Regions from separate parts of the Mus musculus genome. Here region 1 is linked to region 2. The links are chromatin loops, found by intact Hi-C in ENCODE. Cell type or tissue: heart. All regions are shown on one strand. Links, peaks and the distances in the headings refer to the core of each region. The heading gives the core; the rest is flanking DNA. Region 1 holds the start of Narf (nuclear prelamin A recognition factor). Region 2 holds the start of Metrnl (meteorin, glial cell differentiation regulator-like).

What was found. A loop is a pair of places that touch in the nucleus more often than their neighbours do. Peaks named below come from ENCODE experiments on the same cell type or tissue, not always from the same donor. Only the 100,000 strongest peaks of a DNase experiment are listed, where the experiment ranks them.
Region 1: a loop joins it to region 2, with 2.5 times the contacts of the local background. A loop is called at or near these places in 1 of 42 quality-filtered maps.

What each region holds. Positions count from the first base shown.
Region 1 is chr11:121,228,012-121,243,190 of GRCm38, forward strand. It overlaps Narf (nuclear prelamin A recognition factor), which reads left to right and starts at 9,225. Exons shown (of 11, transcript NM_026272.3): 1 at 9,225-9,340; 2 at 10,408-10,506; 3 at 14,490-14,633. The coding sequence starts at 9,314. It overlaps Cybc1 (cytochrome b 245 chaperone 1), which reads right to left and starts at 1,298. Exons shown (of 7, transcript NM_144832.2): 1 at 1,028-1,298; 2 at 317-459. The coding sequence starts at 401. In heart, for the core only: CTCF peaks have their summits at 7,669, 8,715 (motif pointing right), 9,238 and 9,707 (motif pointing right); DNase peaks (open chromatin) are centred at 8,770 and 9,110; H3K4me3 peaks cover 2,257 bases; H3K27ac peaks cover 2,882 bases.
Region 2 is chr11:121,696,275-121,711,453 of GRCm38, forward strand. It overlaps Metrnl (meteorin, glial cell differentiation regulator-like), which reads left to right and starts at 6,153. Exons shown (of 4, transcript NM_144797.3): 1 at 6,153-6,521; 2 at 11,456-11,841. The coding sequence starts at 6,352. In heart, for the core only: no CTCF peak of the experiment used is centred there; DNase peaks (open chromatin) are centred at 6,047 and 7,087; H3K4me3 peaks cover 2,347 bases; H3K27ac peaks cover 1,622 bases; H3K27me3 peaks cover 761 bases.

The DNA of each region.
Region 1 (15,179 bases), core at 5,138-10,137, 470 kb before region 2:
AAAGATGGGAACCCATGATCACCTGTCACACAGAAGGAAAACTATAGTGACCTCATAAAAAGCAGATAGGCTGGGAGGGCATCTCAGTGTTAAAGAAGTGTGCCCAGCTTGCAAGGCAGGGAGGGTATCTCAGTGTTAGAGTGTGCCTAGCATGCAAGGGGGTCGGTCCTGCATGCCATCTGAAAGAAAAGGCACCCTGAGGGTTAATGAAACATGCTTTATCAAGGCCTTGTATTGAGAACCTCTAATAGAACACAAAGAAGCTGTTTACGTCGCTTTTTAGATTGGGGGTGGGGTGGGGGGTGGGAAGCCTTACCGACCAGCAGGGACCAAGACCGGATGCCTGGAGCCCTCTTCAGATGGAGGCGGGTGCTGGTGCGTGTCTCCACCTGCATATACATTCTTGGAACCTGGGCTCTACTGCACAGCCGACCAGGCTTGGAAAAACACAACTGAAGCCTGCAACCAGTGCACATAGGCAGCACCTCATTAGTCCAGTCAGGAGGCCAGGGGAAGGTCCACAGCAGACCCCGAACACCTTTCTCTTATGAGCCCACTTAACTCACAATTATGTATGGGCATCGGGGCTACACAGCTCACAAATTTGGTGTTGGTCTGAACTCACTTCCAAGCCCCCAGTCTTGTGAACCCTTTTCTTGACTGAACTCTTATCTTTAAGTTGTTCCATTAGTAAGCCCCCTCCCCCTCCCCCGCCCCGACACACACACACACAACTCAGGCTTCCGGCACCTTACCCGAATCTTCCAGAAACAACTCTTCCCACCAAGAACGGGAAGTGAAAGTACCATCGTGTATGAGTCTCTACATTCATAAGCTGTCAGATCCCTGTTATTGACGCCAGACTACCTAACAATGGCCCAAATGCGCCGAATTAATGGGACACTGCGGCAGGACGTCTGGAGATTAACACCCAAGGCCCCAGTTCTGAGTGGCTCCTTGGATTCCCAGGGGCAATCAAGCTTCATACCCTACATCCTCAAGAATCCTAGTTAGGCACATAACTTGCCTCCCTCTGGCTTCAGTTACCAACAAGCTCCACTAGCGGCCCGTTACGCTGGCTCCTCCTCCGGAGTGCACACGCCCGGCTTCCTCAATTTGCCTTGCGCCTGGTCCAGATCCGCAAGCGATGACCCGCACAGGGCTCGGCGGGTCGGAACCCGAAAAGTTGTAGGACACGCACCTATGCGGACAACGAGGGACTTGTAGGAGAATGAGTGGGAGAGAACAGCCCCTCGAACTTCCGGACTTCTGTTCCGCAGACTTCCGGGATAAGAGCTGGGTGGGAACCTCCCAGGGGTGGAGACTGAGTGATTACGCAGTCGGGGGTTGTGCCTTTGTGCTTCACACTCCTGGGGACAGGGACAGGTAGGGCACCTGAATTTAGCCCCTTGGCCAACCAAGAAAGATGTCACTCAAGGAGGTTTCCTAGTTAAGCAGGATATGGGCGTGGTTTAGAAGCCTGGGGAGTGAGTGGATCTGGATTGGGTTTTTTTGTTTGTTTGTTTTTGGGGGGTTTTTTGGGTTTTCCAGACAAGGTTTCTCTGTGTAGCTCTGGCTGGCCTGGAACTCAGAGGGATCTTCATGCTTCTGCCTCCCGAATGCTGGGATTAAAGGTGTGTGCCACCGCCTCCTGGCTAGATCTGTAATTTTCAGGAAATGATAAGAGGTCATATTCACCAGATGCCTAAGGTATAGCAAACATGATCTGACTACCCGAGGTCAATCTAACAAAAGATGCACAATAAATGAAAGTGGGGACATGGCCACTCCTAGGTATTGTTGACGAGTTTCTTATTGTAAATGTGAGGGAAAGCACATATGGAAGCGTCTGGTTGAACATGTCCAGCAGAATAGAGCCATGAGAGGAAAGAGAGAGGGGCAGAGTAAGAGATGAAGAGAGGCGAGATGGAGACAAAAGACCAAGAGGGCAGACAGCACGTAGTCACGATGTCAGATGTCAGCACGTAGTCACGATGTCTGGGTTTTATAGGCAAAGAGAAGTTGGAGGGAAGGGAAGGGAAGGGGAGGGGAGTTGAGGGGAGGGAAGGGAAGGGAAGGCAGGGGCTTGGGCAGGGTTAGAGAGGTCTAGGGTAGTGGGCAAGAGCTGAGGAGTCAGGACTCTGTAACAGGTACTTGCTGAGAGCATGGCCATCATCTACTTTGATGGTCAATAGGCACCTCAGTTAGCCATTTGTCCCCGGTTTCTTTCAGACCTAACACACAATAACTAGTGACGTAAAACCTGGATCACATGTTCCTATTTTGTAGTTTGCCTCCAACATACCTACGATGATCTGTGGGTGCTAGGACGGCATGCTGGAGCAGAGATTTCCATTACTTTACCGTTCTCTTTAGATCTACTTGTTATGGGATTCCTAATTTTATAATGACTTTATAAAAGTACACAGCATGACCCTTGAAGTTTTGTCAATTTATAGTTACAGTATATACTGAGAAAACTGGATGAGGCAGTCTCTCTCTAATATTTACTTATTTATTTTATGTATAGGAATACACTGTAGCTGTCTTCAGACACACCAGAAGAGGGCATCAGATCCCATTGCAAATGGTTGTGAGCCACCATGTGGTTGCTGGGAATTGAACCTCAGGACCTCTGGGAAAGTAGCTAGTACTCTTTACTATTGAGCCAACTCTCGATCCCTGTTTTTTGTTGTTTTTGCTTGTCTGTATGATGTGCGTGTGTGAGTGTGTGCATGTATTTCTGGTTGGCCTGGAACTCTGGGATCTGGCCCAATCTGTCTTGCGAGTGCTAGAATTAAAAGCACACGCTGCTATACTCAGTTTAAAGCTGGATTTATTCTCTTTTTTTTTCTTTTTTTCTCTTTCTCTTTATCTCTCCCTCTCCTTTTTTTTTTTTTTTTTTTCAAAACCTGGCTGTCCTGGAACTCACTCTGTAGACCAGGCTAGCTTCAAATACACAGAGATCTACCTGCCTCTGTCTCTTGAGTGCTGGGAACTGCCCAGTTTAAGAAGAGGCTTTTATTTATAGACTGGCACCAGGTCTACACCCAGGACTCGGAATTCCTGAATGCAGTCCCCAGTCACCTCAGTCAGGGGTTTATAAAGGCAAAAACCACAAGTTACATTCTGTGCTAGTACAAGCAGAAGGTCCTCTTATGCAAAACAAGCTTTATTTACCGAAGCAGAAACAGAAATTTAAAAAGTAACCTTTAACAGCCCTTAACATTTGGAAGTCTAATTTTGCTTTGCAGTTCTCAAAAAGCCCAGAGATTTTAAACTGTAAACATAACATTAGCGTTAGCCATGAACATAATGTTAGCCATGACTGTGCTGTGTGCCGAGATTACAGCTTGAATGGTACCTCCATCGTGAGTCAGTTGTGCTAAGGCCTGGGGCCCTGTTACACTAGAACTCACTATGTAGACCAGGCAGGCCTCCAACTCAGAGTCCTCCTGCCTCTGCCTCTTAGGTGCTGGGATTAAAGGTGTGTGTCACTATATCTAGCTGCTTTTAGTTAATTTTTAAAAAACACTTAACTTTGGAGATCACACAGTCTAGCAATAATTTATTTCCCCTAATAGGTTTGTTGTAGGTGACACCTCTGCCTGTACCTGTAGGCCAAAAGATCCAAGCCGACTTCTGGGTTTGAAAACTCTATCAAACCCCACCAATTCCTGAGCATGAAAACCACTAATCCCTAAACTAGAAATCCCACCAATCCCTGGGCTTGAACTGAAACCTCACCAATCCCCACCCTGGAAATCTCCACCCTGGAAAGCTCTGGCACAGCCACATCGACTGGAAACAGTGACAGTCACAAAGCCAGCACAGCTGCTTGACACAGTTCCTGCTGAGCTGAGCTGAGCTGAATGCTGTGATCACTGCCATTCTGTCACCTTTGAGGCTTGGTCTCTGTGTGCTGCATCCTTGGGGACTTTCTGCATTATGATTCACTTTGTGTCTTTTCCTGAGAAAAATTATATTCCAGTCTCTCTTAGGAAAATTCTAAAATTAACCTTATCTGGCTGTATGCGTAAGCCTTCCTTATGCTCTGGAGACCATTAAAACACAGATAAACACATAATTAGATAAGACCATTACTGCAGGAAACTTCTTGGTGTATCACCCCCTGAGCTAACTCAAACAGTGTAATTGGTGCAGGGTAAACCGAGACAACTGACAAACTCTGACTGGCCAGGAGAATAGGTTACATTCAAGGCCTCCCTTTACAGTATGCTTAGAGCTTTCTGAAAATGAAGTTTAAAGATAGGGGGTTGTACAGGATACACCCTTGGAGGAATAGAACTAACTCAGTAAGTAACATAGGTTGACTAAAATAAATTTTTCCTACTTTATAGCATAGGTGATGAAGTAATAAAAGAAGTTAGGTATTAGTATTTGTTATTAATAAAAAGACCAGTTCAGATATTTTGTTTGTCTGGAGTGCTTTAAAACTGCAAACATTGCCAGCCAAAAAGCAGGCTGTCATGTAATAAATGTGTTTGCTTTGGAGGAGACATTCTTTAGGTTCTTTAAATTGGAGTTATAGGGCTGATGATAAAAATAAAATCTGTTCTATTTGTATTTTCTGATTGTGACTGAACTTGTAACTCTGGACATAAAGTGAAAAATCAAATATAATCGATACTTCCTGAATAATCATTGTTTTGTGAAATTGTCTTTTGTTCTGTGAAACCTGTAAAATAAAGAAGCACCTGATTACCAGTCAGTCACAGGGGCAAGACTGCCTGGCCACCTCCGCACTCACTCACCTTATCTCCTCCATGGCTGGACTGCCCTGTAGAAAAACTGCCTGGGCAGGCTCCTGGCAAAACTCCTCCCCGAAGAAGCCCTATATAAGCCTGTCTCCTGCTCAACTCCAATCTACTTCTCATCCAAGCATAGGCAACCACTCTCTTTGTTCTGTCACAGCAAATCTCTTGATGAGGTTTGTTGTGTCGGGTTACTTTGTGGTAGTCCTTGGCTCCCTACTGCTAGAATGATCTCCTTTCAGAGCTGTAACACTTCCACTGTAACGACAGTTTAACAACATTGGTGGTTTCCCTCAGAGCTGTGCAACTATTGGGGAAAGCTTTCCCCCTCAGCATACAGCTGCACTGCTCTCATTGAGAAAGCCTTTCCTCTCGGAGATGTAACCCAGTACCTATGTAGTAAGCTAAAATCATTGAGCTAAGCGATAGAGCATTTGCCTGAGACTAAGCAAACCCCGTTGCTTTGAGTGTAGCTGAGAGTCTAGAAGGCAGATTGAAAGCAAGCTCTATTGGTTCAGTGTAGGTAGTTTGTTTTTCCAACACCTATGCTTAATGAAACTGAACAATTTCTGTACCTCTCAGAAACTGGTGTTGGTTATGCAAAACTTGTTTATAATTATCCACTTGCAGAGCTATAATGGCAACACAGGGCAATATAAACATCTTAAAATTTATTATATATTCATTGGCATTTGCCTGCATGCATTCTGTGTGAAGCTGTCAGAATTGCTGCAACTGGAGTACAGTTTTGAGCTGCCATGTGAGGGCTTGGAATTGAACCCATGTCCTCTGGAAGAACAGCCAGTGCTCTAAACTGCTGAGCCATCTCCCCAGCCCCCAATATAAATATTTTATCAGGAAAGTACATATAAGCAACAAAAGCTGAAAGTCTCTCTCAGACAGAAGGAAGATCAGCTGCTAAGAAAACTCTCAGACCAGACCAGCTGCCTGGAAGAGGGTTAGACCAACTGGGACACTTAGAAAAGAGACACTCTCCAACCTCTTGAGCTACCTGTAAGCTGTGGCATGTGCTCCAGGGTCCCAGATTTGTGAGCTGTCACCCAAGCTGTGGTTGGCTTTTGTGATGCACTTTGAATCACTTTGACTCTCATAACCCCTCACCCATATTCCTGCAAATAACCCAGTAGAACTCATTGTTTCCCCAGGTTAGATTCTGGTGGGATCCATACTGTGGTCTGTCATGGGCTCCCTCTTTGGGATGAGGATCATGTGTATGTTGTGACATAATGACAAATCAGGAAGTTCTGTCACACAACCCTGAAAAAATAATAAATAAGAAGTACATGCCTGAAGAGTTCAGTATGACCTAAGAAAACATCTTGCAGGCTGTGTATGTGGCTCAATATAGAATACATATTTGATCTATTTTGATTTACTTGTTTATTTTTTAGATAGGGCCTCACTTTAGTTCTGGGTTGTCCGGAACTCGCTGTGTGAACCAGGCAAGCCTTAACCTCGTGGGGATCCGCCTGTCTCCAAAGCGCTTGGATAAAAGAAGTGCAAAACCATAGCTGGCCTTTGATTTTATTTTGTGTGTGTAAATGTTTTTCCTGTGTGTAGTATGTGTACCACATGTATGTCTGGTGCTCACAGAGGTCAAAAGAGTGCGTCGCTGCCAGCCAGTCATGGTGCACGCCTTTAATCCCAGCACCTGGGAGGCAGAGTCAGGTGGATCCCAGATTTCAAGGCCAGGCTGGTCTACAGAGTGAGTTCCAGGACAGCCAGGTTACACACAGAAACCCTGTCTCAAAACCAAACCAAACCAAAACAAAACAAATCCCCCAAAACCAAAAGAACAACAAAAACCAAGCAGGGTGTCACATACCCTGGAGACAGGAGTTAATGGAAATGTTGGGAACCAATACACAGAATCAGGAATCAACCCAGGTCCTCCGCAATGGCAAATGCTCTAAACTGCTAAGCCATTCCTCCAGCCTCAAGAGACTCCATCTTAATAAAACTCCACAAGTTGGGTGTGGACGTTAATGTTTGGTTACTGCTTCTAAGCATTAAGGTGTGGGTCATAGTGTCTGACTGGCTTCCAGCAGGATAACCAAATCAGATATAATATGTCATTGAACATTTGTAGACTCTTAAGTGTAAGAGTAATCTTTACACAGCTCTCCGCAGTAGTGAAGGGTACTTGATATCAAGTTATTTCTACCAGAATTTTGAGAATAAAAACAGTTTTAGCTATATAAGCGTGCAGAACAAAAAGAATGTGTTGACAGTTCATATGAGTGTAGCTCAAAGAATGTAGAAACAAAAGAAACTCCCCAACTAGACAACTAGACAGTCTTATGATTCCTGTCTTCCCTTCTCTAGTCTTGCCTAACCTTGCAGTTAGTAATCAAGAGGATCAGCAAAATGGCTGAGCTCCTAGAGTTGGTTCTGAGTTTGATCCTTGGAACCAGGATGGTAGGAGAGAACCAACATCTGTATGTGTGCAAGTATATACACAAATGCACACACATACACATATACATATATATTTTTTCCATGTACATGGGAAAATTGCATGAAACAGGAGAGAGGAAGAGAACCAGAAGATAGCTGTGAGACAGAACAGGTTTTGGTTCTGGTGATAGGACCTGGAGCTCCTCGGGCGACTGCCCGTACTCCCGACATCACTGAGAATAATTTTAGTGAACTGAAAGTAAGGTAAACTCACAATGATGTTAACATTTTTATTTCTTTATGTTGTGTGTGCGCACATCCATAGTAGCAAGTGGAGGAGAGGACACCTTGCAGGGGTTTACCTTGCTTTACCTACTAAACCGTTTCACTGGGCCCTAAATTCATATTTCTTTTTGTTTTATGAGCGTTTTGGCAGCATGTGAGCAAATGCACTGTGTGTCTGTTGCCTCCGGTGGCCAGAAGAGGCGCTAGATCCCTCGAGTTGGAGCCCGGGAAGTTTCTAGCCAGTCAGTCACAGGTGCTAAGAACCAACTTTGATCCTCTGAAAGAAAGGCAGTGCTCTTAGCCATCATCTCCCTAGCCCCCTTATATTTCTAATGATATGTTTAAACTCAGCTTTTAGAAGGCACTGAAAAACAAACTCCATTTAACAAGCTAATTCAGAGAATTTAGGGCTGGGGATGTGACAGCCAGCTGTAACTTGGGGGCACTGTTACTGCTGGTCCAGAAACAGGCTGCTCTCAGTTATTAGAGACACTTCCCTCGGTAAACCATTATCCTATAATCTCATTCTATTATTGACATTCCAGGTCAAAGGTCAGTGGCCTTTAAGGGATGCCTGGTACTATAGTAAGTTTCTTTAGCTGTCCCAGGGGAGTTATATGTACATTATTACACAGGACGATTCTCTTGCCCAGCTGTGGATTCCATAGATAAGGTACATCTTTTGTATATTATGTAACTTGCCCTATTCTGTAGGTGGTGTGCAGCTATGATATCTACTTTATAAAGCTTTCCTTTAGCCTTCTTCCAGCATGCTGTTTGGCTCTAAAGCCGCTGTCCTTCAGGTAGGAGTAAGAATGCACTTATTTAATTTAAATTTGAATTGAGTCTGTCTTTGGTCTTTCCCAGGGGATTGGAACACAACAAAAGAATAATGCATTTAATCTGCCTTGGAGACAGGTCTCACTGTGTAGCAGTATAGGGCAGTGTTGGCTTTAATTTTATCATTTTCCTGCCTCAGCCTCCTGAGTGTTGGGTAATTGCCAATAGGCCTGCTCATCCTACCTGTCATTTTGTTTGTAGACAGGTACATGTGTAGTACTGGCCGTCCTGGAACTCAGAGATCTGCCTTGCTCTGTCTCCTGGGTTCTGGGACTAAAGGCATGCGCTAACTCGCCAAGATTCAAGGTCAGCCTACTTTGAATCTACACGCCAGACTCAGCAGCATTGCCCATAAAGCAAAGCAAGCCTGCTGCGCATGTGCACTTGTGCCGCACCGGCCTACGTGAGGCTTCGCTGGCTGGTCATGGCGGCGGTAGAGGGCGGCGCCGGCTCCGCCCTCCAGGAGACGCAGTAGAGCAGAACTTACGACGCTAACTTGATTGAGCGGGCCAGGCCGCGGCCACTGAGCAAGGCGCTCTGAGGTCGCCGCGATTCGGCCTCGTCCGCTCGGTCAGCGCACTCTTCCTGCCTCATACGCCCGCCTTTGCCAACTTTCCCCATTAGTCCTTAACCAGGCAAAAACTGACAGGAGGATATGTCCCGGCCGGGCAACTACTAGTCGAGGGACAAGCTCCACCCCCGTTCTCTGATTGGCTCCTGGGAGGGACCTGCCACTTCCTCACACTCTCATTGGCTTAAGCGGCGGAGGCGGGGTGAGCGTGCCATACCATCCTTGCACTCTTTTCATTGGCTCAGGGGTGTGGCTCATCTTGCTTAGGCTCTCTCATTGGTCTACTACAGTCCTTGGGGCGGGGCCTCCGTGCAAGAAGACAACAAAGGGTCGCAGGTCGCTAGCGGGCGGCAGGCGGCGGTGTTCCAGTCTTCCTTACTCCTCACAGCTTAGGCGCGTCGGCCTCCTGCCAGTCCCACTCCAGATGAAGTGTGAGCACTGCACACGAAAGGTGGGTGCGTCGTCCGGCGGGGCTAGGGGCGAAAGCCAAGGCTGGAATCGGTGGTGAGGGTCGGGCTCAGCCGGGTGCACCTTGCTCTGTTATGTCGGCCTCTGACAGCCATCACCTGTCTGCAGAGGACTGGGCGGCGAGCTGGCTGTTGTCCACTGCAGGCGAGTGCACCGCCGGGACTGTCCGTGGAAGCTACTGTTCTGGGGCCGGGGATTGATCTCAGTCCCGGCACCCTGTTGTGGAAGTGAACGATTAATAAAGTAATTAGAAATGATGCTTTGAGCGGCTCTTCTACTTAAACAACAACAAACTTCAATACAACGAAGTGGAGAAGGAATAAAGGGCAGGCAGGCCCTCCTGTCCTGCTCCACTAGGTGGCTGAAGTGACTGACAGCTGCCTCACTTGCCTTCACACGTGATGCATGTGCAGGAATCTCGTTTGGTTTTTTGTTTTTTTACAGGAATTGTATCATATCCAAATACTCCATACGTTGTTTTTTTTTTTTTTCAGAGAATCGCCTGTAATCTTGTGTAATAGCCACATCTAAATGTTCTTATATATATTACCGTTAGATCACTTCCTGTTCTTCATTACTACTACAAACAATACAAATGGAGGGTGTGAGTGTTTATGTGTACCCTTCTATAAGTATGGATGATTTTATTTTGTAGAAAGGGTTTCTTAGAAGTAAGATCGACTGCTCAGGATATGTTTTGGTTTTTGGCATCACACTAAATTATTCTTGACTGAGCTCGGTGGTACACACCAATGATCCCAGTGCTTGAGAGACTGAGGCAGGAGCTCAAAGTTAGACAGTGCAATTTATCAAGACCCTATCTCATTAAAAAAAAATATGGTAGCACACATCTTAATCTGAGCACTCAGGAGGCAGAGGCAGACTTTCTGTGAATTTGAGGTCAGCCTGGTCTACATGGTGAGTTCCAGGACAGCCAGGACTATGTAGAAAGACTTGATCTAAAAAGGAAAAAAATAGATAAATAAAAATAGAGAAAAGAAAAATAATTTTCCTTTCTAACATCCCCCATCCTTTTTTTTTTTTTTAAAGGAATGTAGTAAAAAATCAAAAACTGATGACCAGGAGAATGTGTCCAGTGATGGGGCCCAGCCAAGCGATGGGGCCAGCCCAGCCAAGGAGAGTGAAGAGGCAAGTAGATGCTTCGGGTTTGTGTCAGCCTAACGTGAGCGTGAGTGGATCGGGTTTGTGTCAGCCTAACGTGAGTGTGAGTGGAGTGGCTACTGTTGTTTCTTCTGTCCAGTCTTATACTACCTTGCACTTCACTGCTCTAAGAAAGACTGAAGTAAAAGTGGGAAGAGCCATGTATAGGACAGTCTTGAGTCTTCTCAAACATACCAGGCCAGGAACTGCTTGAGAAATAGGAATATTGTGGTACAGTGTTGAAACCTTATTCTATAAAATGGAAGGAACTCACATTCTGTAATGCATGCAGACTTGAGGGTCAAGTTCCATGATTCTTTAAGCTTGCTGTTTAAGTTAACTAAGCTGCTTGTTTAGTTCAGTTCTTGTTTCAGCTAGTTGTGATGCTTGTTTGTACATACTGTATCACATTGTATCACATATTGTATCACATTTGGAGCTGAGCTTCATACCTGTCTCACTTCATGCTCTGAAGAGGCTACTGCATGTGTCATGCCACACTATGGATTCACAGAGAAGGTTACAGTCACAGTTGTCTTAGAAAATATTAGGACTAGTCAGGAATGCTGGTACACCTTTGGAGGTCCAGCTCAAGGTCAACCTAGGCTGTATAATGAGACCTTATCTCAACACAAAAACTGAGGGAGGGCTAAGGATTAGTCAACTGATAGAGAGCTTAGCTAGCTAGCCTGAAATTCTGAGCTCAATCATTTCAAACAAACAAATTGATTTTAGAGCTTACTAGATAGCTCAGCCGGTAAAGACACTTGCCACCGAGTCTCAGGATGTCAGTTTGATCCCCAGAACCCATATATGACATCTGGAGACTTATGAACACAGGTGACAGGAAAAGACCAGTTTTTACAAGTCGTCTTTCTACCTTTACACCAACATATTGCACACACACACATAACATCAAACAAGAAAGCAATCAGTCAATGTAATATAAAACTTTTTTATGTAAGTGTAGAATTAATGACATTGGGGAAGTAGGTGGCAGGAATTTTTTTCCTTCGACCTAGTACTTCTGATGTACTGTTTAATCTGATGGGCATAGTTCTGGCCCTCCTGTGTGTCCAGTGCTGTCCTTTGTGAAGCAGGCCTCTGGGGAGCAGCAGTGCACCAAGAGGCAATGGTCCCTGGAGTCCTGGATCAGTTTGGGCCAATGCTTTAGACACCAGACCTGTACCCTAATGCCTACCCTGTCATATAAAATCCCATTGACATATTAGGGCATACCTTAGAAGGGGAGGCCTGCCTAGACTGCACAGTAAAGTTCCATCTCCAAAAATAAAACAACCCTTTTGAGGCCCTATTTCTTATCAGTGTTGTGAGGCGTTGAGTTTCTTCCATCCCAGGGTTCTGGTAAGGATGAGATAAGTTTGAACACAGTCTAACCAACATCTTGGCAGTTTAGTGTGGGCATAATTTTTAAAAGGCTAAGGGATGCTGGGTAAAAGTTGGTAGACTGGGCCCTGAAGGTAAGAATTGAAGGTAGGATGGACCATCGGATAGATGTCTGCACTACATAAATGCCTGGTGCCCGCTGAGATCAGAAGAGGATGTTTGATCTCCTGGAATTGGAGTTATAGATGGTTGTTAACCACTGTATGGATGCTGGGTATCTAACCTGGGTTCTCTATACTGCTGAGCTATCTCCAGCTCCTATTTATCTATTTTACTTTTTTTAAAAAAAGATTTATTTATTTATTTATTATATGTAAGTACACTGTAGCTGTCCTCAGATACTCCAGAAGAGGGCATCAGATTTCGTTACGGATGGTTGTGAGCCACCATGTGGTTGCTGGGATTTGAACTTGGGACCTTTGGAAGAGCATTCGGCGCTCTTAACCACTGAGCCATCTCTCCAGCCCCCTATTTTACTTTTTGAGATGGTCACACTTGCTATGTAGACCCTGCTGGCCTTGAGTTCAATGATCGCTTCAGAAGTCCTGAGATAAAGGCTTGTGTCATTAAGCCTAGTATCTTTTTTTTTTTTTTTTTTAAATCTGTGTATATGTGGCCTCCCCCATCCCCTCAGATGTATGCTTTAGGATAGGTTACACAAGCGCCATATAGAAGCCAGGGAGCAGGAGGAGAATGGATGGAAGTCACTTAGAAGACAGCATCAGCTTCCAGTGCCTAGCTAGACAGCCCAAGGCATAGCGAGATGCTGGGCTGACCTGGGGACCCTGGTAACAGGAACTGGAAAGCTGCTTTGGAAGTGGTAAGGACTATATCAAAAGAAGAAGGCCTCCGTAGAGTCTAGCAGTTTACAAGAACAAGGAAGGAAGGTGAGGGGGTGGCTAGGAAACTAACCTGGACCCCAAATGTTGTTTATTTGTTTGTTTACTTATTTTGGAGACAGGATCTCACTATGTAGTTCTGCTTGGCCTAGAACTTACTATGTAGACTAGGCTGGTCTTAAACTCAAGAGATCCACTTGCTTCTGTCTCTGGAGTGGTGGGAGTAAAGGCATGTGTCATGGTGCTTAGCTGAGAACATTATTTTAAAGTCTCTCACACACACACACACACACACATACACACACACACACACACACACACACACATATACTAGAAACGAAAACAAGCATATTGACACACACCTGTAATCCCATCACTCAGAGTTCTAAGATGAAACTGTTGTAAGTTCAAGGCCCTTCTGTGCTACATAGTGAATGCCAGATCAGGTCTACAGGGCAAGATCCTATCTAAAAAATATCAACAAACTATGAAAAAAAAAAAACTGCATAGACTCCTCCCTAGAGCTTCTGTAATTGACTGAAATGACTCTTGCTTACTTTAGCATCTTCCCATGTTAATTTACCAACACTAACTGGACACTTACTGTTTTTAATATGTTTCATTTTTTACTAATACCTGATTTGAACTTGAGCCTTGCACTTGCTAGGAGAGCTATGACACTCACCTAATCTCTAGCACCTAAGCACCTTCTAGGCTCTCAGAGATGCTAGGGAGCATAAGAAACATGAGGTGCTAACCCCTGTTAGGTCATTAAGGGGGACAAGCAAGTTTACACTGTGTGGTAATGGGATCTGAAAATAATTTTCAGGATGCCAGCTCTGATGGGGCCAGTAGATGGGTGAGAGCTCATTCGGAATATTTTCTGGCAGGACTCAGAATAGTCAGAGCCCATATGACTGAATGTGAGCCCCGAGGGGCAGGATAGGGCAAGGAAGAGCAGGCAAAAGCTGTGCTGTGAGCCCCGCTCTGAGAGTGCTGTCAGGGGCTTCAGGCAATGGAATGGGAGTGGGGGTTCAGAATGGGGTTAAAGGGACCAGGGTCCTAGTGTCCTAGCATCCAGGTGTTCAGTCCCCGTTTTAACTGTGTGGGTGGGGCAGTGATGAGTAAGAACAGTTCAGAGTTGGGCTCTGAGGCCTGAGTCTGTGTTACTCACAGGTGCAAGCCTCAAGTCAGTCCCGACTGTATGGAAAGTCTGCTCCTTGGTGTGGAGCTGGAGGAGCTAGGCAGGGGAGCCAGGAGCTGCCTCATGGGCACTGGAGAGGGAGGGTGAAAGAAGAGGAGGAGGAGATGGCCATCAGGCCACTTTGCAACGGGCACAGAGTATCATCTTCCCACATGACAGTGCTGGGCTAGTTCACCCTTGACTGAATCTGCATGGCTCCTTGGAGCCTGCAGCGGCCTTGGCCATGACATGTGCCTCACCTCCCTGAGTTGCTCGGAACCGAAATCATTGCCCAGTAGCTCCTGACACCTCAGCCATGACTTTGTCTCCATGTTGAATGTCAATTATTTTCTTTATTGTGCTTATGCAGTTACCATCCCTAAAGAAGCAATGCTACCAGCCGGGCAGTACCTTTAATCCCAGCACTCGGCAGGCAAAGGCAGATGGATCTCTGGGAGTTCGGGGCCAACCAGGTCTTGAAATCCTGTTACAGAAGACCGAAAAAAGAAAAGAAACAATGCTAACACCATTTTCTTTCACAGAAGGGAGAGTTCCATAAATTGGCTGATGCAAAAATATTTCTGAGTGACTGCCTGGCATGTGACAGCTGTGTGACTGTGGAGGAAGGTGTCCAGCTTTCTCAGCAGAGTGCCAAGGACTTCCTTCATGTCCTGAATCTTAATAAGGTATGGTGTCAGCTGGGACTGATGGGGCAGGCCTGTAATTCCAGCTACTGGGAAACTAGGGCAGGAGGCATGCAAGCTCACATTTTGCCTAGGCTACAAAGCGAGTTCAAGACCACCTTGGGCAACTACAACAGTAGAACATCTGTCTAGTATGGAGGGATGAATGGATGGATGGATGGGTGGGTGGGTGGGTGATAGAGTCCTAGTATTATTGTGATGAAACACAATACCAGTGTTTATGACCAGTTTATGATCAAAAGCAAATTGGGCAGGAAAGGATTTACTTGGCTTACATGTCCACCCACATATTAGTGTATCACTGAAGGGGAAGTCAGGTTAGGAACTGAAACAGGGTAGGAACCTGGAGGCAGGAGCGGTGCAGGGACCATGGGGGAGTGCTGCCACTGGCTAGTTCATCATGGCTTGTACAGCCTGCTTTCTTACAGAACCCAGGATCACCAGCATGGGGAGGACACGATCCACAATAGGCATCTTATGGAAACATGTTCTGAATTGACGTTCCCTCCTTTCAGACAACTCTAGCTT
Region 2 (15,179 bases), core at 3,336-8,335:
CCCTATATCCCTTAGTGGGTCAATGCTGAGGAAGGAGCAGGCTTCTCACTCACAATTTTGCAATTTTGGAAGGACCCCCATCAACCACTCTTGTAGTCAGAAACCCATGGGGGTTCCTTAGGTATGGGTTTTCTACTATTGGCAGGATACAGAAGGCACAGAAGATATGTAAGGGCCAGCATCATCCTGTCACCCTTATGTCCTGTCACCCCCTCTTTCTCATAGCAACTACATCACCCCATCCTCATTTCTGAGGTCTCCATCCAGTTATTCCCAGCCCTGTTGGACACTGTAAGGTGGGCTGGGGTGAAGGGTATTGACCTTGCCGAGCTATATTGGGCCTTTGGATGCTCCTTTCCTGGGAAGCCACTCCAGTGGCCTCAGGAACAAGGTAGTACACACAGGTAACTGAAGACAAAAGATCTGACCCAACTAACATCCTCTAAGCTCCATCTCTTGTCTCAGGGTGGAACCTTCTGTCCTGTGGAACCCTCAGGACAGGAGGATTCCTGGATCTTGCTTTCTTATTTACTTGTCTCAGATGTGCTCAGCATGGGGCCCTACCTTGAATTAGCACTTTTATGGCTCTCATGGATCCAGGGCTGAAGGTCTGACTTTTAGCCCCCAGGCCACCACTCTACCCCCATTGGGCAGCCTCCAGCTGCACATTCAAGAGCCTATCTCTTCTCTAAAGACAGGACTAAATGGGTTGATGATATGGGTAGATCCATGTCCCAGCAACAAATCCTTATTGATGAGAATATACAGCCACCTGTGATAGCTGGGCTGAGTCACCGAGGTGCACGTAGCCATTGTCTGTTGGGGATGGCCAGCCCTCAGTCTCTCAATGAGGACCTTAGCTATGGACAGGAGGAGAGACACCAAATCCAGGTCAACTGGGAAATTATTGAGTGGCCATTACACTGTCGACTGTCCCCCTTGTCTACATATAGACAGCTTCTCCCTTTTGACTGAGTTTGGGCTGTGCCCACATATGTTCAGACAGCCTTAGATGCAGATTCCCTACCAGGTTCCTTGTAGGGTAATATCTGTCTAGGACAGCCGTCATCCAGGTGCCAGGTGTCAGCTCCCATGCCAGTTGTGAACTCTCAAGAGGGCACTACTGCCCTGTGGCTTCCTCAGCTGTTCAGTGGGACTAGGCTTGGTGAGGAACAGACAGATGGTCTTCAGCGGCTCAGTGTCTAGAGACATCAAAGATACCCTAGGGTAAACCCCAACATCCTGAGGGCTGGTGTCTGTGTAAAGCTTTGTGTCTATGGCCCACCATCCTTGTAGACGGAGCTCCTGTTGTAGTGCTTAGGGCTGAAAGGTCATAACCTCTGTGACTACTACATAATTTGGGCGATGTGTATGTGTACACTTCCTGGGGAAAGTGGACAGACTTCACTACAATTTTCTGATGTTTCAGGCACACAGAGAACCTTAGGCAGTGGTTGGGTGGAGACACTGCTCTTTCCTTAAGCAACAGGAAGCATTCCCTCTAGTCATTTTTGTCATGTGAATCAGAAGGCTAGACCTTCTGACTGGTGGGACACTCAGCCACACCCTAGATTATGGCCACGGTCATATAGTGACCTCACTACATTCCATCCTGTTCTCTGAGTTTATTTTTCAAACCTTTTCTCTCTCAGCTACTACAGTACCAGGAGCACATAAATATCTCTTGGCCCTCAGTTCTCACCCTGGTCCTCAGCTCCTCGACATCTTCTCCTGACCCAGGCAGAACTATCTGTCCCCTAATTTCATAGGCAGCTTTTGATATAGGTCAGTATTTCCAGGCCAGAAACAATGATAGGCTAGATGTATGGGTTGATTTTTTTGTTTTGTATGACACAGAGTTTCTCTGTGTAGCCCTGGCTGTCCTGGAACTCATTCTGTGGACCAGGCTGGCCTTGAACTCAGAGATCCACCTGCCTCTGCCTTCCAAGTACCTGGATTAAAGGTGCGTGCTGATGGCTTGGTATTCTATCATAGGTTTCTTTGCCTGGGCCTCCGTGGTCACATGACTTAACAACTAAGATCTGCTTATACGTCAGCTGTCATTCTCATGTATGAATTCTGATGTAGCTGAACCCCTCCTATGGCCACCCCTTCTCCCTTGAGAGCTTCCTCAAGAGTCAAGTGCCCACTGGTGGGGTAACTACATCTTTCTGCCCCTTAGGCTGTGATCGTCCAGGCACCACACTGCTGCCCACACTTAGGTGCCCTGTGTTTACACACTTTAGGTTATACATTGGCCAGTATGCCTGAACTTGAATCTGTGGCTGTGGACCTTGAGCCCCTTGCTCTCTGGACCTGAGGAAGGTCGAGCCAGCCAAGACTCCCTTTCTCCCACTTTTCTCTGACTCATAGACAGCAAACCTGCTAGCAAATTAGGTTAGGGGGAGCTAGGTGAAGGTTGCTGAGTTGAGGCCTCTAGGCTGTTTCATGTCGTAATTACAGGTTACTCAGTGCAGTTGCTAAATGTTAAATTACAAGCGTTGGCTCTCTGTGCATCATTTGACCACAATTATTATAATTATGTCCTTGCCAGAAGGTCAACAGAGTAACTCAGAGGAGGATACTGGGGTGACAGATGACTTGGGGGTTGGGGTTGAGTAGGGCAGTGTTCTCAGATTAGCACCAAGGGCCAAAGCAGGGCATGGCCGCTACCTTCAAAACCTTCACATGCTGAAAGAAGGCAGATTTTTTTCTCAGATGATTCTTTAATGATAGTCATTTTGTGCAACAGAATCATCATTGATAAACACTGGAAATCTCAAGATTTGGCAAAAGCTATCACTACTGGCAGTTTGTTAAGTTGTGTCTGTGGCACAAAGTCCCATTACTATGGGGAAACAGAATTCCCACTAATGTGCCTTCCATTAAAGGAGAGAGCTGAATCTTGTCTCTGAGAGTCTCCAATTACCAGCTCCCATCGAAGAATGAGGTACATGTTGACACTGGGAACCCTGTCTCACTCTGGGAGTTAAAGCCATCCTACTTTGGAAGTAACTGAGGTTTAAAACTGGGCCCTAACACCATAGATTGTGGAAACCAGAATATGGTATTAGTATCTATGCTACATAGCCTATCACTCACAAGGACCTATTTACATTTTAAAGTTTAAAAGGATTGAGAGATGAATAGCTCCACAGAGTCTGCCCCCAGCATCTTCTTTCTATTGCTGCGTCCCATGAAATGTAGTAGCTCACACTGTGTGGCAGAAAATCTCTGGGGCCAGACATACATAGCTGATCTTGTACTTGTTATCCTGGTCCTCAGATCTGTGAGGCCATATGCCTTCTCAGCCTCACATCTGACTAGCTACACATGCTCCACCCTGGGGCTGTACTTGGAATTTATCACAGATATTTGTATCAAACTCTGTACCAGTGATGCAAGGACCACGGAGGGGCCAATCCTCCCCACTGTAGGTCAGGAGGGAGATGCTGGAGCCCTTCTTGGGTTTAGCCTATAAAATGTTACCTGAGAAGTGGCCCCTTCCCACTTATCATGGAACAACACATATCAGACTCTTTCCTTACAGAACTTCCCAAAGGGCCTCTGGGAAACCTCTGAGAGACTGTCCAGGCCCCCATGAGTCCATGGTTAACCTACTAGGATCTAAGAGTACTGGACAGTGGTTCGTAGGCAACCTAACAGCCTTGGCCTACATCATTCTCCTGCCCCCAGGAGTCCTGCCTGTTGGGGGATATCTTTTCTGCAGATGTTGCAGGACAGGGGTCAGCACAGGTATCAGGAGTCTATGAGGATCTCTACAGCACAAAACTTCACAAGCCAGCAGAATGTAGTTAACCCAGCGACAGCTCTGAAAACCAGGTCTGCTGCCCTGTCCCCAACCTACGCTAGGTAATGGATCAGGGGGATGAGAACAAGGAGATAACTGCTTCAGTGATCCTACAGGAGGATCTGGGTCCTGGAAGGCAGAGACAACCTCCTCGATGTCATATGGGATTCTTGCAAGAACCCTGACAGACAAATATTCACCCTTACCTTGTTGTAAATTTTTTTATTGGATTTTTAAAGGTTTACAAAAACTGAAAAGAAAATAGAGACATCTCCGATATCTACTCCTTCCTCCCACTGTCATTAGCATCTTGTCTTAATATATGTGCAGTAATAATGAGCTAGTATTTGTATGTCATAAACTAAAGGGCAAAGTATAGATTCCAGTTCAATCTTGTGTTCCATTGTTTTTTTGACAAATGCACATGAGCCTCTACCATTCCCTGGGACAGAACCAGCTTTAGTCAACCTGAGCCCTCTGTTAGTGACTGTAGGTCATTAGCTCTTAACATCTGCACCGGATAGCACTCCTACTTGCTTTCATGCTACGATCTGAACTGTGATGAGCCATATAGGCCTTCCAAGATGGATGAGACATGATTGGCTACATGCAAATTGTGTATTCATCTCTACAGAGTCCCTAGTAAAAGGGATTACTATATAGAAAGTAGCCAGAGTTTACAGTGTGCAATTGGCAGGTTCCTTTCCTCACCTGCTTGGGGTTATCACCTGGCTCATATAATGTCTGTGCACTGGAACCCTGCAGTGATAGGGACAAGGTGTATACTCTAAGGGCCTTGGCGTTGGTGGAGTAGACCTTCAAGCTCTCAATGCACAGGTATGTCCCTGGAGCATCAAACAGGGCCTTGAATTTCAAGGTGACATCACTTTATATTCGAGGCAGGGTTCCAGTTCTGGGTTTTAGTTGAGTAGAAAGACCTGCTCAGCTGTACGACTGTTTTACACTGATTCTTAAACTTCAGATGTCTTTTCCAGATCCCCAGACCTTCTCCTTTCCTCAGCTGTTTAGTGGCCTCAAAGCCACAGGTGGTGCTGGCTCTTCCTCTTGAAGACATAAATTTGTCCCTCTTACTCTCAGTATGGTTGCCACCTAATAAATAAACTGCATTTCTAGGCCTTTCCTCATGCATAGAGGGTACTCTGGAATCCCTTGTTTCCTCCTGACCTATCCAGGCCAGTTTCGTCCATCATTTGATACTGTTTGGGGCTTTGAAGTGAAGAAAGATTGCCTCATCACCTTCTCCCTGTTTTGTTTGTTTGTTTGTTTGTTTTTTAAATCAAGCTCCAGGCCAGAGAATGTGTCCCTCCACCTCCCTATTTCTGCCCTGCTCCTGTGTAGCTCCCCCACTAGATGTTAGGATCACCATGATCTCCATGCGACGCCCCTTCATGGCCAGACTGGGCTCTCAGATGGTTATTTTTTTGTTTCTGTTGGAAGGATATTTGGAGACAATTGGATCTGTCAAACTCGGGATGGGAGATACTATTGAAGTATAGAATGGGTCCCAAGATGAAATGACGATAAAGCTCCACACTGCCCAAGGTAGGTTTCACTGTAAAGAAGCATCCAGCCTAAAACCTCAGCTTCAAGATGACAAAGTGAATATTAAACAAGAGACCACAGGACACTTGAAAGTGTGGCCTGGGGACTGATTGCACACCTGAGGCCTTTCTATGGGATGGATGTTCCAGAGTCTCGAATAACCTCGTAGAAGCTGCCAGTGCTTACTAATGGCAGAGTCTCAGTCTCTCTCTGATATTCTCTCTCTCTCTCTCTCTCTCCTCCCTCCCAAGGCAAATTTTGAGCTGGGGAACAGAAAGAGAGGGTGCCAGGAACCCCAAGAAGCCACCGCTCTTGAGTTGTGAGCATCACAATAGTCCTTGTGCACTGGAGGCCACTCAGGCTGTCTAAAAGATGGTGTCTAGCTGCTGGAAGGAGCTCAGATTTCTTCACTTCGTGCATAATAGTGCAGTTCCCCCAGGCCCAAACTCTTCCATCCCCATCCCTACAGCTTCTTCGTCCCAGCCCCAGCCCTCCTCCCTGACCTTGTTCCCGTTCTTTGCAAAGTCGTTTGTCCCACTCCGAGCTGCACTTTCCCTTGTCCTGTGCGGCGAGATGCTGCCCACTGAGTATCTGCGGCGTGACACCAGGGCGTTCCAGGCTAGAGCTGGCAGGACACAGATCTGTGAGCTGGCGCACGGGGCGGAACTGCTGGCCCGGGCCGAAGGCCAGGCGGGGGCGGAGCTCGGCCGAGGGCGGGGTGGCTTCACGGTTCCGCCCCCCAGCTGAGCCAGACCACGGTCCGGGAACTTGCCAGCTCAGAGGTTCTAGGGGCAGCCGGCGCGCTTCTCTAGTTGCAGCTTGGGCGGCTCCTGTGGTGGGCGGCTAGGGGCGAGCCGGGATGGGCTATAGACGCGCGACGTGATCAGTTCGCACGCGGACCCACGCCTCCCATCGCTCTGCCTCAAGAGCCTATTCTGTGGGTGCAGGCACGCACCGGACGCAGACCCGGCCGGAGCATGCGGGGTGCGGTGTGGGCGGCCCGGAGGCGCGCGGGGCAGCAGTGGCCTCGGTCCCCGGGCCCTGGGCCGGGTCCGCCCCCGCCGCCACCGCTGCTGTTGCTGCTACTACTGCTGCTGGGCGGCGCGAGCGCTCAGTACTCCAGCGACCTGTGCAGCTGGAAGGGGAGGTGAGTCTTGCGGGTGATTCCAGCGTGGACTCCCTGGACCTGGACCGGAGCCCTCGGCAGCGAGTGGCAGAGCTTGCGGGGTAGGGACAGCTATGCTGGCCAAGTCCGGTGACCCCCGCCCTAGCTCTGGTTTCAGAACAAAAGAGTTGGTGGCATCTGGGTCCCAGCTCGGAAGACGCCCACTCTCCGCGCGCGTAATACTGCCCTAGTGGGTTTCCTGGGCTCCATAGGCTGCATGTTTGGTCCTCCCAACGGTTGGGATTTCTGATTCTTGGGAAAGGGTTGGGATTGTGCTCATCTAGAGGGACAGCTGTGGCGTGGAGAGCGTGGGGTCCAAACGAGACCCGTATCGGCTGCAGACCGTATCTTTGGGGCAAAGAGATGGGGTCGACACCTGTCTGCGGCCAAATGCAGTAGGGTAGAGCCCTGAGCCCGCTTGGTGAAGGTCAAGCCGCCCTTGGCAGCAGGGCACAGGGTTCCTGTGACACTTCTCTCTCGTCCCCATCAGCAGTGACAGCGGAGGACTTTTTGCTGTTGTTTTAACTGAAGTGTGACGTATGGAAAGAAGCACAAGTCACAAGTGTGCGCGGGCGGGGTGCCTGAGGAGTCGTAGCTACTTTGGACACTGAGAACGCGCCAGGCACAGCGGCCGGCCCCCTCTCTTTGCAGAGCCAGTTTTTTACAGCTGCAAGTTGCCAATTCAGCGGTTTGCATAGCGCGCTGCGCTGATGCGGGTCTCCTGAAAACGTGGGCTGGGACGGCGGTGGGGGTCTGATGTAGCTCATCCCAGGGGCAGGGCGCTTGCGCAGGCCTGGGGAGGTACACGATCTCGTCTGAAGCACAGACTCCAGTGAAGGGGGCTCATGGGGCAATGCGTGCGGTGGGTGATTTTGGTCAAGAGGGTTTTCTGAGAAAGGTGGATGTTGGGCAGTGCCCGGATCTGCGTAAGCAGGGCATCAATGATTATCTTGTACACTTACAGTGCCTGACTTTCTGAGAAAACCACAGAGACCAAAATCAACCCTCATCAAGACTCCTGCTGGAGTGCTTGGACTGAAAGATTGAGAGCAGCTTCTTGAGCTCTGCAGTACCGGTCTTTAAGGGAGTTGGAGCTTTCTCTCCCGCAGAAATCCCTTCTGCCTGGCAAGAGCAGGGAGTTAGAGGGCTTGGGGCAGACAAGAGCAGATTGGATCTGAGGGAGGACTGGCCTCGGGAATGCTGGCGCCATCATAGAGCTGGCCATGAGCCTGTGATGCTAAGCTCTTACCGGGCGGCCCTTTCCCCGTGGTAATTAATTCTCTGCTCACAACCAGCACTGCTGAGTTAGTGTACTCTAACCTCAGATCTTGGTGTGCCCTGTTCCGGCAGACCAAAACCAGAAACGGAACGCCTGCCTTTAAATGAGGTTTCCAGACACTTGCTTTTCTTCCAGGTTCTTAGAAGGCGATGTGCCTGGAAGACTACCTTTCCCTGAGCCCGGGGATCTATGGTGAGGGGTGGCTTTCCCCAAGGTAGTGAGGGATTGAGTACAGACAAACTAAAAGACACCTTATTTCTGTGGGTCCATTCTCATTTAAGTGGAACCAGATGACTACCTCGTGATGCATGTGACTGCTGGGGTGGCAGCCCCCAAATTCAAGTCTGGGCAGTGTGAGCTGGCTACCTGTCCCCTTGGATTCCCCCTCTCCCCTTGCTGTCCTTCTCCAGAGCCAGGCCAAGGCCTCCAAAAGTGTGTGAGCAGTGGGAACTGTCCAGTAGCTGGTCATCCTTATGCCTACCTGGCCCTTCTCCCCCAACTCATTCCTATTCTGGGATTCCCTTGAGGGCTTCTTTCCCAGGGCACAGCTCTGCAGAGGACAGCTGAAGGTGTCTGGTAGTTGTAGGTAGGTAGATAGGATTGGGAGAACACATAATATTCCCTTTTGTTATAGGCATGGTCCCCACTTATAAATGCACTTCACAGGTCAGTTGACTACTGCCCAGCATGCTGGCAAGCTTGCTACTCTACAGTGTTTATGAGTGTTTTCTTTTCAAGCAGTCTAGAACAAATCAATGGGTGAAGCAAGACTCAAAATGTTGGATTCTGGCCTCTGGTAGGAAGGGAGTTGCTCTCCACAGCCCTGGCCACTTCACTTAACTCATATAGACGCTAGGTGTTTGCAAGGAATCAAGTTGGAAATTTTGTGTTGATTAGTCAGTGCCATAAAGGTGGACCATGAACTTTCTCACTGTGATCAGTGGGAAGTCGGCAGGCGTAGTCACACCTGGGCTGTCTTGTGAGGTGGGAAATGAAAGGCAAGACTTAGCAGCAGAACCTTTTGGTTTCTCTTGGATCCAAAACCCTTGTAGAGACCCTTGTCTTGTTCTAGTAGCTTGTCTGTGGGTATTAGCAGTGTACCTGAGCAAGTCCTGCTCACATCCTCGGGTCCTCACACAAATCTGGAATTTATGATTTGTCTTACAAGGCCATTAAAATTTGTGTTCATCTGGGTAGTGAGCCTTGCTGATTGGAAAAAAAAAAAAGAAAGCTTTGGGCTGGTGAAATGGCTTAGTCATATAGTGCTTGTCCAGCATGTGCAAGGCATTGTGCTGCTCCTGGGACAGACACTCACATGCGCGCGCGCACACACACACACACACACACACACACGCACATACACACACGTACACATACATGCACGCACATACACACACACACACACAAGCGCGGACGCCATTTATTCAGTTTACCTTATGATCAGATCATTCCTGTCAGTTTTATGTAGACCAGGACCAGTTTTGTCTATATTTGTAACTTCATCATAGCTGTGGAGCATGATGTATCATCTGTATCTCACCACGACGGTAAAGTCCTGTGGATCAGTGGTCATTTAAGATGATATGATGCTGGGCATTTAAGATGGAGATTTGGGGTAGTAGGTACTGCAGTGGGAACCTGCCCTGACTTCGTTAGAGGTCTGTCTGGCTGAGGGACCCCTTACTTTAGTTCCTGCTTGTCTAACCATGGGCTGTGCATATGCACTAGCTTTGATGTGAAAGCTCCTGTATCCGGCTACTAGTTGTTTTCTTAGTGGTCTGAATATTTTAGGAGAGTGTGAGGGAAACACTCTTGCTTGTCCTGGGATGCACGGTTAATCCTTTCCTTAGCTAGTGAAGCCAGAGTAGAGGTGGGCCGACAGGTATCTCATTCTGTGGGCCCTCTCTGCCCTCATGTTGTTCTTTCCAATTAAGTGGGTGTAGTGGGCACCGCATAGTGCAGGTGGCTGCTGGGATGGCAGCCCCGAGTCTGGACATTGTGGGCTGGCCTTGTGTCCCCTTGAGTATCCTGTGGAGGATAGTGTTTCTCTTTATCCACCTCTGCTGCACTGAGGCTCCATGCTCTGAGGCCCCCAGAGTCTCTGTAGTGAGGCCTCCATGCTCTTGATTCTCAGGAAGCAAAACCTCATATTGGGTGCTTTATATTAAATATAATTTATATTTGTAAGTTGAGGTTTGTGACTGTTCTAGTGTAAGTGTCAGTTGTCCCTTGATGTTGGAGACAGGAGAAAGAGAAACACAATCATTAGGTTTTAGCCATGTGCCCATTTAGTCTAATTTTCATATAATGCTATAATTATGCCCATTCCTGCATAGGTGTCAAATGAACTTGTGTGAGTTTTATTGGCTGTAATTTGTAAGTTTATTCTACATGTGTGACTTGGGTAGTGCCTGCTAGCTGGCTGTTCCTGGCCCAGAGCCTTGTGGGGGTGGGAAGCAGGTCAGGAGGGGTTCACCCACAATGCTTCTCTCTGATGTGGTCGTGGGGTGACTTACAGTCTTAGACTACTGTAGCCCTTGTATACAAAATGAGGTTTTGGGGGCCGGAAGCATGAGTCACTCACAGTAAAGGTGCCATGTGTTATGCATTTTCTCGCCTGCAGAAAAGCTTGCTGGTAACTCACTCAGTCGACGTTCTGGATAGAGCCTTTTTTATTTTGCATAAAAATCCTAAGAATGTGGGTGAACCTGTCTGGGATCAGATCAGAACCAAACGCCTGTAATAGAACTCTTTGCTGAAGCCGCTGCTTTCTTTCCAAGACCACTGTGGTTATGATGTAACCTTAGCAACAAGCTGACTTTTGCTTTATAGTTTGAGCAGGAGAAACTTCTGCATTTTCAGGAGCTTCAGATTTTTTTTTTTAAACAATACTGCCTCACAAGGGTGTAGCATACTACATGCATCCTTTCATTTAGCATGCATGAGATCAAATTATTACTTTAGGAAACTTATTACTTTAGGAATCTCATCTAAAGGTCCTTTTGTTCTTTAGACTCCTCCCCAAGGGATGTTTCCTTTACCCTCATAATGAATTCTGCTTTAATGGTACTCGTTTTTTTTTTTTTTTTTTTAAATATGATTGGTGAAATAAACTTCAGGTCTGAGAATGAACGACAAATGGTCAGATCATTGCCTTAAGGAAAATTGAGATCTCTTATTTCCTGTGGCTAACTCCTCCAGCTGGTTTGGCACCCATGGCATCTCTACACACAAGCTTTATCCTTGTTTTCCATTTCTTTGAGTGTCTGGAAACCTTTGGTGGTGCAGTGGCCCTGCTGGTCTGCTTTGCTAGATGTCTTGGAATGCCCAGATCATTCTTGGCTGTAGCTTCCTGGTGCCATTTCCATGGCTAAGGAAGCTACTAAGACTCTGGTGCCCTGGGTTGTAGCATGGGGTGTATCTAGGGTCTAGGGAGCCAGCGTGGTCTGTACCATCAGAGCTTTGGGTCTTGCTCAGCTTTCCTCTTGGAGCAAGTCCACTGGAAGCTGAGAGAGGTGGGTTGCCTTTGCATGTTCCGGGTGAGTGTGAGTGGCTCATGCGTGAGGCTGTGCCTAGGGTGATGTACGTGGGACCTCAGCTCTGAGACCCTGGCTGACCCTGTTTCCTCCTCCTACAGTGGGCTCACCCGAGAGGCACGCAGCAAGGAGGTGGAGCAGGTGTACCTGCGCTGCTCCGCAGGCTCTGTGGAGTGGATGTACCCAACTGGGGCGCTCATTGTTAACCTACGGCCCAACACCTTCTCACCTGCCCAGAACTTGACTGTGTGCATCAAGCCTTTCAGGGACTCCTCTGGAGCCAATATTTATTTGGAAAAAACTGGAGAACTAAGACTGTTGGTGCGGGACATCAGAGGTGAGCCTGGCCAAGTGCAGTGCTTCAGCCTGGAGCAGGGAGGCTTATTTGTGGAGGCGACACCCCAACAGGACATCAGCAGAAGGACCACAGGCTTCCAGTATGAGCTGATGAGTGGGCAGAGGGGACTGGACCTGCACGTGCTGTCTGGTGAGTACCCTGTGTGGGGACAGTATGGGCTAGCTAACCTGTCCTGCTGCTTCCTCTTAGGTAACATTGGAGGCTCACTAGTCACATTGATTGTTTCCCCTACTACCTCCTGAATTCACCTCTGTGAAACATTCCTATGTCTATGGGTCCAGTGAGGCACACTTGTCCCATGAATCCTTGGTCCTACTGAAGGACTGCAAAGTGAGAGAGTGTTGGACCTTAAAACTGAACACATCCTTTTCATCCAAGCCCCCTTTTAAGAAGACTTCTCTTTGTTGTGTACCCTTAGGACCCTGGAGCTTCTGACTCGAGGGAAGTGAGGTGATAGGAGGCTGTGATCCCTGAGAATGGCTTGTAGTTCTGGTCCCTAGAGGACTGTTTGCAGCTCCTTTGAGATGGAGCTCCTACCCTTCCAGCTGTCCTACACACTGGTTCCGGTTTTTGGTGTCTGCCGTAGACTTGAAATAGTTTTGGGTGGGGAACAGAACAGCATAAAGCTGTGACATCCCAGAGGCTTTTGAGGATGGATATTAGGGTTGAGGAAGACACATAAGGTCTCCAGGGAGAGCACAGCTGACCCAGCTCCATCTCCACAAGATAGAGCCAGAAGCCTCATGGAGAAGCCGGCAAGTACATGGTAGGGCCTGAGATTGAGAAAGGGAGCTGTGTAGCTAGGTGCCTGCTGGGAATTGGGGTAGGTAAACCTGGGAGGAGCTCCTCACTAGGAGAGAGTAGTCAGGAACTCCTATCACAGTGACAACTATGGATGCTGATTGATTGAGGTTCGGGCACACATTTCTCTTAAACCAGGCCACTCCAAATGAGGTGGCAAGTGTGCCTAATAGCTGAAGCTGTGGAGTTGGTTTTGTTTCTTTCTCTTTTTTTTCTTTTGTTTGGACACAGCAGATGTTTTTCTGTGTGACAGACTGTAGTGATAAGAAAGTGTTTTCACGTTAATCCCCGGTTCGGGGATATGGGGCCGCTTTGCAGCAGCTGACTGATTTGCCTCGTGCTCTCGCAGAGGCATGTTTTGGCCAGCCACAGATAGTTTCTGTGATTGTGTAACATTCGAAGTTCTGTGAACTTCTCAGAGAATATATAAATGCAAGGACCCCAGAGGCGGGGTGGGTGGTGGGTGGTCATTCCAGGGGGTTGGATGTGGTTTGTTAGTTGTGCTCAAAGGAGAAACAAGATTAGATTCAGATCTCTCTCTCTCTCTCTCTCTCTCTCTCTCTCTCTCTCTCTCTCTCTGTCCTCTTTATCCTTTCTCTCCTATCTAGTGATAGGGACTGAAACCTGGAGGATAAAGGGTGAGAAAAAGAAGAACCCACGAAGTAGCAAAGACCAGCTGCCACAGACAGATTACATCAACGATGTGTCTTGGTGGCGGGGAGTAGAGAGATGTCAGCCTACAGGAGGGCAAGTCAAGTCTCACCTCCTGTGCTCTGATCTGCCAGGGTCTTATTTCTTTGTTTATAAGTGGGGATGATTGCTAGATCCCCAAAATTGCCCTCTCTCTTCCCCTTTACCGTCAGCTACCTCCATGTCCACACCTCCAGGCTACGGGAGGGAGACCTGGAGGGGTCAGTTGAGTGGCCTCAGGTTTTCCTGGGGTTTCAGGAAGGCAGTTGTCCTGGCATAGATATTTAGCTGTAGTCCTATATTCAGTCTTCTATGTACCTTTCAGGCCACAGGGTCCCAGGAAAAAAATGTTATCCTATCTCCGTGCCTAGGACTTTGCTGTGTTTGAGCCTCAGGGTTCCCTTGTCCTAAAACAAGCACTTGCTTGGCCCTGGATGTCTGTGGACTCAAACCTGCAGTGATTTTTCACACTTTGTCAATGTCAGTCACTATATAGTGACTATCGGAACTCAGGGCAGGAACTCAGACTGAGGTGGTTATGAGCTCTGGTCCAACTCTAGCACTGCCTGAAAACGGGCATAGAAACCAGTATTACCTAGAGCTAGGTGCCACCCATCCTGGAGAGCACCACCTGAGTTCCAGGGTTGAGATGGTCTCAGCCGGAACAGTTGGCTTTCTTGGAGAATGGGGTCTCCTGAGCTGTTAGTGCTTAAGAAAAGCGTGGTTATATAGTGTGAAATGGTAGTCGGCCATTGTCCAGCTCAGATTGGGACAGTTTCCAAGGGTTCTATGGCCAGTAGCAGGCTTCCCCCTCTTCTTTTTCCTGCTTTGGCCTTGGTGCAGCTTCAGAAATAAGACAGAGCTAAGGTGGTGTCATCAGAGAAGGAAGAGCGTACCTGACCTGGATGTTATGCCAGAGGCAGACAAGCTCTTAGATGAATCAGTTCTCATTTATGCTGACTCAGGAGAACTGTGGTACCATGGGCTGGAACCCAGACAAGAGTGCATGAGAGAAACTGCCCATGCGCAGGTGAGCCTTGATCCCCACCCAGAAAGGAGAGAACCTGCCGCTGCTCCAGGATAGGTCCACACGAGTGTCCATAGCATTAGCTGCATGTTTACTTGGATTGTATAATTGTCTTGTGACCTGCATCGGATGTTAAAGACCAGAGCAGTGGGGTATAGTGCTGTTCCAGGGGCATATATAGGGCATATGAGAGGTCATCTCAGCATCTTGGACCCCAGCATGCTGGATGTGGCTGCTTGCCCTGCATCTGCTGCCCCTCTGTCCTTGCTCAGGATATCTGGGCAGTGGCACTACCTCTGATGCTTAGGGAAATCTGGCAGCATAGTGAAGGCCCTACCTCTGACTACAGATGACCTCTCTTTGCCCTGCTGTGTAGGAGAACTTGTTGTGGGGTGACCAGCAAGGGTGAGATTCTGTTTGGTTCAGGAGACAGGTACAGCTCGGGTGTGTCCTGGTTCCATTCCATCCTGGTGGGCTCATGATCTTGGTCATTGCTGTGGAACTCTGGGAGGGGGTGTCAAGTGAGGGGGTTGGTGGCCACAGTGGCGTTTCAGACACACACTGAAGAGGAGGGCATCAGGATACTTTTTGTTGCTATTGCTGTCAGTGGCTCATTGGACTCAGGGTGGAGCCTGCTGCTTCTGAGCGTCTCTACTTATCCTCTCTAAATCCTGCTCTGCTTGTTGCTAATAGGCTTGAGACGCTGCTTGGGGCCCCACCGCTCAGGTCCATTTGCTAGACTCAGGGTTTGGGCATGCCCCTGATGGTGTGAGGGTGGAAGGTCATGTCTTGTTTGTTTGTTTGTTTGTTCTGTTGAGAACAGGGTCTCTCTATTATGTAGCTTTGGCCGTCCTAGAACTTGCTATATAGACCAGACTGTCCTCAGACTCACAGAGGTCCACCTGCCTCTACCTCTAGAGTGCTGGGATTAAAAATGTGCACCACCATG